Regions from separate parts of the Mus musculus genome. Here region 2 is linked to region 1. The links are chromatin loops, found by intact Hi-C in ENCODE. Cell type or tissue: left cerebral cortex. All regions are shown on one strand. Links, peaks and the distances in the headings refer to the core of each region. The heading gives the core; the rest is flanking DNA.

What was found. A loop is a pair of places that touch in the nucleus more often than their neighbours do. Peaks named below come from ENCODE experiments on the same cell type or tissue, not always from the same donor. Only the 100,000 strongest peaks of a DNase experiment are listed, where the experiment ranks them.
Region 2: it touches region 1 in a loop (2.6-fold over the local background); 6 of 42 quality-filtered maps call a loop at or near these places.

The regions. Positions count from the first base shown.
Region 1 is chr11:5,687,101-5,695,348 of GRCm38, forward strand. Ankrd36 (ankyrin repeat domain 36) reads left to right here. Exons shown (of 27, transcript NM_023816.3): 26 at 191-382; 27 at 2,040-2,517. The coding sequence ends at 2,237. Among named protein-coding and RNA genes, the nearest start is that of Mrps24, 16 kb to the right of the region's middle. In left cerebral cortex, for the core only: a CTCF peak has its summit at 4,857; a DNase peak (open chromatin) is centred at 4,852.
Region 2 is chr11:5,288,420-5,293,419 of GRCm38, forward strand. Znrf3 (zinc and ring finger 3) reads right to left here. Exons shown (of 9, transcript NM_001080924.2): 3 at 1,244-1,318; 4 at 607-738. Among named protein-coding and RNA genes, the nearest start is that of Kremen1, 29 kb to the left of the region's middle. In left cerebral cortex, for the core only: a CTCF peak has its summit at 2,461 (motif pointing right); DNase peaks (open chromatin) are centred at 1,555, 1,983 and 2,469; H3K27ac peaks cover 258 bases.

The DNA.
Region 1 (8,248 bases), core at 1,984-6,983:
AAGGGCAGAATTGTGACATTCCTGCTGGGTTTGATTTTATTTTTCTGGATAATTCTAATAGTCTAAGAGGCTGCTATAGAGTATAAGTGACTTATTACCTCTCAGCTGGCAGCAGACATGTATTGGTTTTATACCTGACTAGTCTTGGTGCATATTCTTCACCTTAAAGCCATATTATTTTTTCCTACAGTTTCACAATCTGAAAGAAAGTTGGGAGACTACATATTACAAATACCTACACATGGTCGTAAAGCTTCAGTTTATCGAGCAGGAGCTGATAGGGATCAAAACAGAACAGAAGAAGTGTAGACACCTGCTCGAGAACCAGAAGAACTTGGAAGAAGAAGTGCTCCACTTGAAAAGCTGGGTGCGGGAGAGCGAGGTGGGTAGTGTGAAGGCAGGGGACAGAGCAGGGCGGGAGGGCAGGCGGTTTGCAGAGAGCCGGGTTGCTTGCTTGTCTTTTGAGTCCGTGACAGGTTTTAATTCATTTCAGCACACTGGCAATGTGGGTTACATCCGTTGCATCTCCTCCTCGGCTAACAGCAGTTGGCTTGGTAGATCTCTGAATGTCGTCATTTGCCTCTCTTTAAAGTTTTCAGTGTATGTCGGTCGGTCGTTGTGGTTTGTATTGCTGAAATAAAACACTAAGAACAAGTGGGAGGTGTGCTGGATGGTATTAAACTTGACGGGAGCTAAAGTGATCTGAACAGAAAGAAGATGCCTCCATGAGATCTGGCTTTCATAATTAGTGATTGATGGGGGAGGGGCCCAGCCCATGGTGGGTGAGGCCATCCCTGGGCTGGTCGTTTGGGGTTCTAGAAGAAAACAGGCCGAACAAACCAACAAACAGCACCCTCCAGGCCCTCTGCATCAGCTCCCACCTCCAGGTACCTGGCTTGACTTACTTCAGTGATGCACTAGGACGTGGAAATGTCAGCCCAGTAAGTCCTTCCCTCCCCTCTTACTTTTGGTCACGGTGCTTCATCCTAGCAATAGCAGCCCTAAGACAGGAAGGAAGGTTTTATGATAGGCTTACATGTCCTTCTCACAGACCATCACTGAGAGGAGGAAACTCACATCAAGCAGGGCAGAAAGTGTTGAAGCAGAAGCCTGCATCCCCCTGAGCGCTCAGCCTGCCGAGGGGTGGAACCTCCCACAGTGGGCTGGGCTGGGTCCTCCCCCACCAATCAAAACCAAGGAAATGCCTTCTATGCTTGTCCACAGGCCAGTCTGATGGAGGTACTTAGTTCCGCAAGTGAGGTCTTCCCAGGTGTGATGGCGAGGTTAACATCAAACTGACAAAAGATTGCTCTTCCACAATATTGTAGACAACCGTTTGAATTTTAAGGCAAAACTTCTATATGAAAGTTAAAACATATTTTTAAATATTTCTTTAGTTACAGTTAAATGTTTTTAATTTTAATTGATTCTTCTGTTCTGTGAGTTATGGAAATACCTGCGGGCTAGCCTGAGAGTGATTCCGGCTGAGGTAGCACACGGAGGGCCTGGGGTCAACCCCAGCACCACTCAAAGGAAAGCAATACAGTGCTTTATGTTTTAAATGTTTTTTTTAATTAGGTATTTTCTTCATTTACATTTCCAATGCTATCCCAAAAGCCCCCCATACCCTCCCCCCACTCCCCTAACCCACCCACTCCCGCTTCTTGGCCCTGGTGTTCTCCTGTACTGGGGCATATAAAGTTTGCTAAACCAAGGGGCCTCTCTTCCCAATGATGGCCGACTAGGCCATCTTCTGCTACATATGTTTTTAATCAGGTTGCAGTGGTTTGTTTTGTTCATTATATAGACCCGACTGGCCTCAAATTCACAGAGACTTACCTGCCGTTGCCTCCACATACCATCATGCCTGGCTTTATGTTTTAAATGTAATTGACATTAGTAATAAAAATGTAAATCCCGCCATCTTATTTAACATACATACAAGAGCGCAGGAGCTGATGATTCCCGACCAAAGGAACAAGAGTAAGATAATCACCTGAGGGTTAACTATTTGGACTTTTGGACTTTTTTTGCTTTAGATCCAAGCAAGAGATCAAAACAACATCGAAAATTTAAGAGACACCAATGATGCAGCAATGATAAGCCAGATGGATCTCAGAATTAAAAACATGGAATCTCAGCTAGCCACACGGGGAGCTCAGCGACGGCTCCTGGAGGAGGGATGCTTGGACGTCAGCACCGCCATGCAGAAGAGGGTAGCCTGGCCCAGCCCGTGAGAACAGAGCCGGGTGAGCAAGCCAAAGAGAGTCCAGGGAAATAGCAAAGCTCGTTGGTTTGTCTCTGCTGCAGGGTGCAGACCTCACAGCTGACTCGGAGTTGGGAAATGAATGTGCACTTGAACTGCTGTTCGAGGAGGCCTTGGCTTCTTCCCCTTTTCAGTCTGGATTTCTGTGGCCTTTTACCCTCTAATGTTCTCATGTAGCTAACCTGATTAGTACTATAACGCTTTCTAAATATGGCCTTTACTAAACTACTTCTCCATTTTATTAATTGGAATTGTTAACATGTGTAACTATTTGGGGTCTGCTACTTGAAGGGCAATGGACAGGGAATGACAGTCCGTGTCCTGCCCCCCTCCCTCCCCACGCCGCGTGTTCTGACACCAGCAGACTTTCCTGGATTGGGATCTTTGGTATCGTCAGTTGGAGGGTCCCTGTCATTGACAAGTTTTCTAGCTTGGATAAAGACATGCTTATGACACGGGAAAGAAACACACAGAGGAAGGGAAAAGCAATTCACAAAATCATCAAAATAACTCCATGGTTGGCATACAGGTATCAGCGCATAGGTGTCAATGTGCTGTGCCCTTTTCATATTTTCAATCCCCAAAAGACCACCAAGGAGCTGATTGCCATGCAATCCCACTAACGTCTATTACAAGCTCAAGCGTGAGCCACACCGTCTCTGACTCAGCAGAGGAGGAAGGTGACGTCCCGAGCTCTCCCGAGCTTGGCAGGACAAGGTTTTATAGACAATGGTAAGCAAGCAAGGGAGTTTCTAGACTGCTACAATCTGATTGGGGGTCCATTAAGGACTTTTGTTGTCCTTTAACATAATTGGCTATTACTGGAAGTCAAACCATAAACTTAACTTCTACTTTCCTCCTGATTGGTGATTGTTAGAGTGAAATGCCAGGTGCAGGCTTGTAACCTGGAAACTGGTGCCAGGCGCTGGCTTGTTGGGGAGTCATCTGGAAACCGGTGCCAGAAGCTGGCTTGTTGGGGAGTCATCTGGAAACCGGTGCTAGCATCAGTGTTTTAAATCAACAAGTTCAGCCTTAAGTCAGATTCTCTAAGATGGAGCCTGAACTCAGAATCTGATGTCTCAGGTGTATAGGTGTCAGTGTATCGATGTAGGCATATAGGAGTAGGCGTATGCTTTTCACAACCTACCTTAATAAGGGTTACCTTAATAAGGGTTCAACCTCCCCTCTAGGCCACCACCCACCAGACTTAGTGGAAAAGAAAGGCTATTAGGATACAGGGGAAATGGACCTATCTAGTGAACCTGTTTAGAAACAGTTCTTTGGAGCAAATTCAATCTGCATTATTCTTAGTCCAGTCCACCAGCAAACACCAAACACAAATCAGCAGCTGCATTCCAGTGCACTCTGCAAAGACCACACACAAATCAACAATGGCAGTTCAATTCAGAAGACACCTCAAGGCTGGCCAATCTGCCTAAGTCCTCAGAAACAGCAAGAAGCCACAGAAACCTCACAAGAAGTTCTTTAGTGAGTGTCTCTTTATGATGCCACCACAGCTAAGCAGTGAAATATAAGATGAGCCAATATGAGCCTATACTCAACAAAGACTTCCGAGGCAAAGCAAAGCAAACCGATACTCAAGCTGCCACTGTCTGTGGGGTCATAATTATATTCTTTCTAAACATCTGGCCTCTGTTCCTGTTTGCTTTAGCAAAGCATCCTTTTACCTGCGTGCCCCGGCAAAACATCATTTAACACAAGTGACTGTACAAAGAAACTAGAAGTTTCCTCTTCAGGTCAGTGTGAAGGGATGTGTAGACCTACAGGAAAAGCATGCATGCCCCACCCTCAGTGGCTTTAGTACTGTCACAGAACGGGCTCAGGAACCACTATCATTCTCTCTGATCACCAAATCAGCCCATTTCCTCCTCTCCCTAGAGGCTGCCATTCTAAAACAAATGCTCACTCAGTGTCAAACGCTAACTTTATCCCAGTTTCAGGTGGACTGTGCAGATACTTGAAGGGTTTAGGCTCCAGTTGTTGTTGTTGTTTGTTTGTTTGTTTGTTTGTTTTGTCTGTCCTGGCACAGCTGATTACTGTCATCCCCTAACAGTCTCAGGGAAGTCTGGTAACAACCGATTTTCCTGGTGGCTCCTGGGGCAAGTTATTCAGCAGAAAGCCAGCCAACTGCAGAAACCTCTAGGGAACCAGGAAAGGTGATTCCCCCATTCCAGAACCTGGAGTACCAGTCTTGCTGCGACCACTTGGAACGTCACTGTCATGTGGAGCCTGCTGTGGCTGTCATCTTTACGATTTCCTTCTCTTTTATTTAGAGTGTGAGTGTTTTGCCCATACAGATGTTTGAGCACTGTCTCTGTGCCTGGTGCCTGTGGAGGTCAGGGGAGGGTTCCTTGTCCCTTGGATCTAGAAGTGGGGTTGCAGATAGTGGTGAGCCTCCATGTGAGTTCTGGGAATTGCTCTTTACCCTTCAAGCCATCTCTCCAGCCCCAAGAGATATAGTTTTAACTCAGAACACAGCCATGTCCCTCAGAGTCCAGTAGCTCTCTATTGTTAATAGAGGTCTGCTAAAGCTGCAGTTTGCTTTTCCAGAAGAGCAGTAGCGCCACCTATAGTTGCTCAGAACCGTCCAGGCATGTGGGCCTGGGTACCAGATGTTTTCCATGGATATCTCTGTCCAGGCCTGATGCGAGGGTTCCAGAGAAGGAAAGCAAGTGCAGGCAGGGAGACGAAGTCTCTGCCGCGCCTTCCAGGTCTCATGGTAACTCTGAGCTGCTCTGAACTGAGTCGGGTGGGGCTGGGCCCATGAGAGTGAGGACCTCAGGTGGCTCTCTGGGAGAGAAGATCTCTCTTTCCATGTGTTACAGCTCTTGGAACAAAAGACTCAGATGAAGGAGTAGTTCTCGCACACCTTTAATTCCCTGGATAAGATTTATATACAGTTTTAGGGGTGATTCAGGGTTCGACAGCAGGTATCTATCACTGGCTTGAACTGAGAGTTTGGGGGGAACATTATTTGCATGTGAGAAGGCTTGGTGCTGTTAGCTACATGACTGATAGCCACACACCTCTCCTGGGGGTGGGGTGGGACTGTGGGGGCGGTAACTTTGACAGGAGCCAGGGATCCTGGAGACAAGATCAAACGCCCATGTAGGTGGAAATCACCACCCACCGGATCCCACCCGGGTTCAAGACCTCAGCTCAACTGGAGACCAGGGTGTTTGTGTGCAGCCCACTGCCCCACACAGGCAGCTCATTTGGAAACTGGGAATAGAGACTTCCTGGGCAGAGCCTGATGAAATCCTGTAAATCCTGTGGTGACAGCATCTGGGGAGAATGAGAGGGTAACAGGGTCTCCCCGGGGAGCGACATGGCTAAAAACCCAAAACAGTGAGGCCCTAGATGGCTCTGCTGATTCTGCTGATTCAGAAATGCTCCCATAAGTGAGGCAGTTAGTTTTACCACTCACTTCCCACTGCCTATAACCCCGTTCCAGGGGTCGACGCTTCTTCAGGCACCTGCACATAGACTAGCCACATACAAACATATTCATAATTAAAATAGAATCTTACAATTATTTTTTAAGCATGAACTCACCAAGTCCTGCCAGTACTTCCATAATTCATCCAAGTTAGTGGAGGAACGCTCTGCCTTGATCTGCAATGATCAAAAACCATTTGAATAAACCCCGTGAGCAACAATAGCATCCCTGGAGACCCAAGTTTGTCAGTAGGGCATTGTGGGAGCTGAAGAGCCCTAGTGAGAAGTCCTGAGCCAGTGTGTATGTGAGTTGGGGACAATGCCACAGCCATGGAATTCTTGGGCTTCCTGACTGAAAACTAGAAAAAAAAAATCAAGTATACAATTGGACACCATGGGCAGTTGAGTGGATTTCTAGGCATGAGAGGTTACTGCAGAATTTGGACATGTCGTTAAACATGTCCTTCTGAAAGTTTACATCTGTCCCAGAGATCAGAGATATCAGCATGGGTCAGAGAAGCTGGGTTGTATGTATTTTGCAGCACTCAGCAGAGGCTGCAGAGACTGGTCACAGCTGGTCAAAACTGGTCAAAGTTCTGGAATAAACGATGGGTAAAAACTTAGCCATAAATGGAGCATCTGCTCCTCTCCCTCCGAGGCTTAGAGAAAAGAAGAACAGAAGGGAAGACGCCGATCCCAGCACAGAGCTTGGGCTGACTGTTGCACTCCTAAACCCGCGGAACTGACGGCTGAGCCTAAACACCATCATGGGAAGAAGTAGGGGCCTGTGGGATCCTATTCCTCCCTGAGGATTTATACACCATTAACGGTTGATGGAAGGACAAACATCTTCAGCACTGTGGACAATGGTAAGGCACCCATATTCCCATGGGGAAAAAACTCTGAAGAGAGGGCTGCCTGGCAAAGAATGTTAACTGCTCTTTCAAGAGGACCCAGGTTCAATTCCCAGCACCCGCGTGGCAGCTCACAATCACTTCTAACTCCAGTTCCAGGGAATCCAAAACCCTCCCCTGGCCTCTGTGGGAACTGAAAACTCATATGGTACAGTGTTAGATCTGCCCAACCTAGGCATATAGCTTATAATTATAATAATTGGATTGTGTATTTTTATTGGGGTTGGAAATTACAACAGTGCACAGACATGCATAGAGGCAAAAACACCCATACGCTTAAAATAAAAAACAATATAAAACAGAGCCAGGCAGTGGTAGTACACGCCTTTAATCACAGCACTCGGGAGGCAGAGGTAGAGGCAGGCAGATTTCTGAGTTCGAGACCAGCCTGGTCTACAGAGTGAGTTCCAGGACTACACAGAGAAACCCTGTGTAATGGTTTGTATATTCTTGGACCAGGGAGTGGCACCATCTGCACCTGTGACCTGGTTGGAATAGGTGTGTCACTGTGGGTGTGGGCTTAAGACTCTCAACCCAGTTGCCTGGAAGTCAGTCTTCCAATAGCAGCCTTTGGATGAAGACATAGAACTCTTAGCTCTGCCTGTGCCATGCCTGCTTGGAGACTGCCATGCTCCCACCTTTGTTGTATGCCGGTCTGCAATTTACAAGGACTGGGTACACCTGGGAGGTAGGCTGGGGATGAAAAGAGAGAAACTAGACAGTCGAGAGAGAAAATGGAGCCAAGACAAAGGTACTGGTCAAGGCCCGCGATTTTACTCAAAAACTGTGCTTATAAAGGGGGAAGCCCCCCCCCCCCACACACACACCAGTCCATTCTTGGTGTCTGGAGCCAGCCTGCAGGTGACATGCAGGATAGGATGTGCCTCCGGAATATCTCAGGGGCCTCTCAGCAGGTAGCAGTGTCTTGGAGGAGAGCAGTGGCAGGTGACAGAACAACAGAGCCATCTAGGTCGGAAGGCTCCACCCTAGGTAATCTCCTTCTTAGTGGCAGCAAGGTCAAGGTCTGGACCAGCCTGCTTCAGGCTGGGGGAGCCTACAATTCCTCCCTGATTATATAATAAAAATAGCCGGACCGAGGCATAAAATTTATTTATGCTCCATAGTCCTGCCTGGGAGTAAAGGTGGCTGGCGGCCATGCCTGTCTTAGGAATTCTCAGATTTTCCCGAACCATTCAGATCCGTCAAAGAGGTTATATGCAGCTTGTTTGTGTTTATTTTGCACAAACATGGCTCTGTGGTGTATTATTAATAAACCAGGGCCTCTTGGCATATACCTCTGTCTTAGATTGATATGGCTCTGAAATCTAGTTGCCCGTCATTGACTAACTGGCCCTCATAGCACACCTTATTCCCAAATCAGACCAAAGCCACAATATGTATTGAATATGCTTCTTCATATTGATGAATTTCTGCCACCCTCACTTGCTGGAGGCGAGGCTGCACACTTGCTGAAATCAGACTGTGAGGTGTTGACTGACCTGCTTGAAGAACAAAGTTGAGGCAGTGAAAAGCAACAGGATAAAAGCTTCTTTGTGGAAGCCCAGGTACTTTATTCAGTTGCAAATTAGCAACAATCACGCTCAGACTC
Region 2 (5,000 bases), core at 1-5,000, 400 kb before region 1:
TAGAATGCTTTAGTCCAAGGCTGAGGAGATGACGTCAGTTCTGCATGCTTCCCTGGTTTCTTTTCTTGGGGTGAAGTATCAGTGGGCAGTAATACTGCTTCAGCACACTGAAGAGGCGTCTGGCCACTACTTGTCACCAAAATGTCAGTATGAGGCCTGAGTAATTTCTAATGTTTTGAGTAATTCTTAACATTCTTATTTGTGAGTCAGGGAATTTCAAGTGAGTAATCTATATGATTGAAAGGAGGAAGTATAGGTTTTTTCTCATCTCTAGATCAGATGGAGAAAAGGAAACAAAGAAAGCCAAGTGCTACAGTGTCATCCTTCATTTTTCTCGGCTTGTTCCTTAAAAGAATGAACTGCAAAGGGGCTATGCCAGGTTGGAGAAACCAGACTTTATAGCATACAGTGTCTGTTTCCATAAGCTTTTACACAGTTTTACAAATAAAGAAACATGGGTGAAAATCTCTCTGTCCTCCTGTGCCATAGTTGAGCTCACCCTGTAGGAACCTACATTACACCAGCATTGTAGATACAGGGATGAGAAGGCTGAAAGCTCAAAGGAAACAAAAGCACAGACAGGACAACACAGAGGCTGCCACTCACTCGAGGAGGGAGGTGCTGGATCCTTGCTCGAGCTACTTTCTGCTTGTTGACAATGTTCATCAGCTTGATAGCATCTGCACCCTTCACATACACCACTGGCCTCTTAAGAGGGTCTTCTGAGCCTTGGTTTAGCTGACAAAGAAGAGCGGCACAGTTAAAGACATGCTTATCTAAGAAGAGGATTTGGAATGGGGCTCAGGGGTAGAGCTCTTGGTTTGTACATGCAAGGGCAAGCACACGCACACACGCACGCACACACACACACACACACACACACACACACACGAGAGGAAGAAAAGAATGCTACATCTCTATTTGGGAATCCTTGAAGTCTTCAAGAATTATAGCCTTGGGGTTTCCAGAAAGGCTAGGATAGGATGCTATACTTGTTTTAAGATGGGCTGAGCTACCCCAAAACCCAGAAACTCTGAAAATGTCCCTCATGCCTAACCCTCCACCCACAACTCCTTTCCATATGCCTCTCTCAGGTATCATACCTGATACTCAAACACAGACAGAGTACTTCAGCAGACAAGTACAAGGATCTTAGACAAGGGTGTCAAAACACTGCCACTCAAGATGGCCAAAGCAAATGCCTCTTCGGCAGATGGTAGGACTGGCTGTAGTGGTGGTTTACCTGGTCGATGGCTTCTGGATTTTCAGATACATCAAAGATAACTGCAGTAGCTCCCCGCTGAACTGCTCTCTTGGCCTGGTGGAGTGAAAAAGAGCAGGTTAGCAACTCTGTCCTCTGACTGCCAACACTGGCCTTATAAATCAGGCATGGCTTCAGAATGCACAACGGGACAACAAGCAATGTCTGTGCCCCTGAGCAAGTTGATCCTCTTCCCTAAGCTCTGGCATTCTCATCTGCAAAACAGGAGACAATGCCACCTACTTTGTCCTCTCTTCCTAAGAGCCTGAAGACTTAGAATGGGTGGGAATGAGTCACTGGCTCCTGCAGAAGCCTGTCTCTCCCCGACCCCCGATCTAGCTGGAACATTAAAAACAAGACTATAGATGGGCAGCCTGCCCAGCCAGCACAGCGGTATTGGTTTGGTATTTCTGCTATAAACATGCTGCCCCTGGCAACCAGAGTAAATGCTTTTGGTTTGTCTCTTGTGGTCCTTTCTTCCTTCCCATGCCATCCAGTTAAGATAGCATGTTGACTATTTCTGAATGAATCTCAAGATGGTCACTTTTAACTTGTGACACAAGATGAAGACCTCTGGAGTCTGGGGGGGGGGGAGTTATAATAAACAATAAGTGGGGATTTAGAGCAGTTGGCTGCCAAGCTAGGCTGCACATCAAAAACCACTTGGGAAGTTTGTAAAGCAGATTTCCTGGCTCCAACCACAGAGACTGGTTCAGTGGGGCTGGAGGCAGGCCCAGGAAGCTGAGTTCTGTAAGCTCTCAGGGACTCAGATAATCCTACCAGCTGGAAAACTAGAGGTCAGAGGAACAAGACAAGAAGGCTTAGAAACAAATGAGAAGTGATAGAATTTTTTTGTTGTTGGGGCAGGGAGGGAGAAAAGATTCCTTTCTACCTCAATGAACTTTCTAATTTTATCTCCAGCTAAGTGAACAACAGAGTTGAGGCTTCAGAAGAGACACGAGATTGATCCTTGCTTTTAGGACTTGAACTCTTGTAACAGAGACAGCCACTCTAAAAAAAATACAGGGAAAACAAAGCAAATTCCCAAAACAGCTAACGGATGGGCAATTTCAGCCAGTGCTCAGAAGTCACATCACCATGGGCCCAAGAGTATGAGAATAAATCCAAATGCTTTCCACAGAAATAACCTGTGCTGACAGGTGCACAAACCCAACGGGCAAATACTTTACTGGACCACTAGAGGGCAGTGTCACCCCGTTGCTTTTTAAGCCAATTCCCTGAACTTAGGACCAGCAAGTCAAAATTCGGTGATATTGGGGATAAAGTATTTTCCTTGGTAGTTTAAGAAACCCTGGAATCCTGGGTACGGTGCTATAGAATTTGTCCTTGCCCTATGGGCAGCTTCCTTAAAAACTAACTGAGGCTGAACAATCAGAAAGTTGCCTGAGGACCACCTCATTGTTTTACAGTCAGTGATCCCAAGTGACCAGTGAGGTTCAGTGTCTCTTTTTCTTCTAGATAGCGCGGGCTGTGTGTGTGTGGGGGGGTCAAGCCCAGGCTTTGTTTATGCCAAGCAAGTGCTCTATCACTGCATCGTACATAAGTCACTGAATCTCTGTAGTCCCAACCTCAGAACAGCCATGGCCCTGCAGAAGCCTAGGTGGCAAGTTTGTTCTCTTCCATTAAGCTCCCTAGGGCAGTAGCTCAGAGACTTTCTGAGCAGGTACTAGTGTTTCTGCCCCAGTGGTACCCTAGGCTTCTTCACAAATTCCATTCCTAGAGGACGAAATAAAGAGAGCCTCTGATGTTTTTAACCTTGCTTTCAGCCAGGGCTCCAGCATATCAGAGAGTCCCTGTGGGAGTGTGAGTTCAGGGATGTCCTGACTGGGAGTGCTTGTTCCTCCAGCTTTGATGCTGGTGCACCTGGAGAGGTTGGCAGTGACTGCAGCACCTGGGTAGGGAATGCCTTCCTGGAATGTGCCTCAGGGAAACTCACAGCCAGAGGGCCTCCTGGGCTTCCCAGCATTTCTTGTTCCATAGGAACATGGATGTTCATTCGTTCCAGAGGCACGGTCCATTCAGGACAGACACCACAGAGCTGGGGGTGAGCCCTGGGCCTCATCCATGCCAGGTATGTGCTCTACACTGGGCTCCACTTGCAGCCTTACAGAAGATGCTTTAAAGCATACTTGCTTTCTTTGGTGAGGCAGGCAGGTAGAGAATAAACTGCTTGAATTCCATCTACAGCACAATTCACTAATGCACGGACTCTAAGGGCAAATATTGTGGCTGAGGGATGCTTAATTTTCAGTGAATTATATTAAAATTATATTTATTGAGGCTGGAGATGTAACACAGTGGGTAGATTTGCCAACCATGCATGAAACCCTAGCACTTTATATAAAGTGATCCTCAGTACTGCATAAGACTAGGTATGGTGCCTGTAATTCCAGCATTTGAGAGGTAGAGGCAGGAGGATTCCAAAGTTCAAGGTCATCCCAGCAACATAGAGAGTTTGAGGGAAGTTTGGACCATGTGAAACTTTTTTTTTAAAACATGTAAAATAGCTGGTTGGTGGTGGCACACACTAATCCTAGCACACAGGAGGCAAGGGCAGGCGAATCTGAGTTCAGGACCAGCCTGGTCAACAGAGAGTTTCTGGACAGCCAGAGCTACTCAGAGAAACCTTGTCTCAAAAAAACAAAACAAAAATTATATGTTACTGAATTAATCTGTATTTCCTGCACATATCAGAACTGATGAGAGGAGATCCTATTGAAATCTTGCCTGTTGAGAGATGGCTTTAGAAAAGACTGTGACGGCAGGGGATGTAATCCTGAGTTGCTTAATCCTCAAGAAAAGGCCACGAGTAATCTTCATTTACAAACGGAGTTTTCTTTTTCGTTTTATCTTAAAATCATCAAATATTGCTTGGTTACACTTTTCCTCCTGACTCAATATAATTTTAAAAACCTGAAGGGTCAAATTCTTTGAGTGAATTTTCTTATCTTAGATAATTTCCAATTTTATCTAGTCAACTTCCTGCCTATTTGTATTTCAAACTAATCTAAAACCTAGGTAGAAGATTTCCAGTCTTGTGACCAGTATTTATATTATAGTACTATACCCCTAATGCTTTAAAAACTCTCAAGATAAAGCTACCTGAAAGAAAGGATGGGAAAGACAGCCTGGTGACCCTGGCCAGGGGAGGGTCACTGGCAAGCTGGGTTCACAGGAGAGGGCAGTAACAAACCATTGCTCTGAGTTCTGGATGATAGGGTAACAAGCTGTCCATAGCTGATGTATGTGTCAGCTACTTATGGGAAATTCTAACATATAAGAGTTCCAATCAACTTGTGTGTGGGTGTGTGTCTATGATTATGTGTTTGTATTACACTAGTGTTTTACCTGCATTCATGTCTGTGAGGGTGTTGGGTCCCCTGGAGCTGGAGTTACAGACAGTTGTAAGCTCCTCTGTGGCGCTGAGAATGGAAACCCAGATCGCCTGCAAGAACAGTCAGTAGCATCTCTTTAGCCCTGTTTTGTTGTTGTTGTTGTTTGTTTGTTTGTTTTAAAGAGAGTATTATTTTGTAGCCTAGGCTGCTCTTGAACTTATGATCCTGCTGCCTAAGCAACTCAAGTGCTGAGATTACAGGTATGGACCACATGCTGTAAATTTGCTTTTTCTGAGACAAGATCTCTCACTATGTAGCCTTGGCTGTCCTGAAACTTACTAGGTACACACCAGACTGGTTTCCACTCACAGGGATCCTCCTGC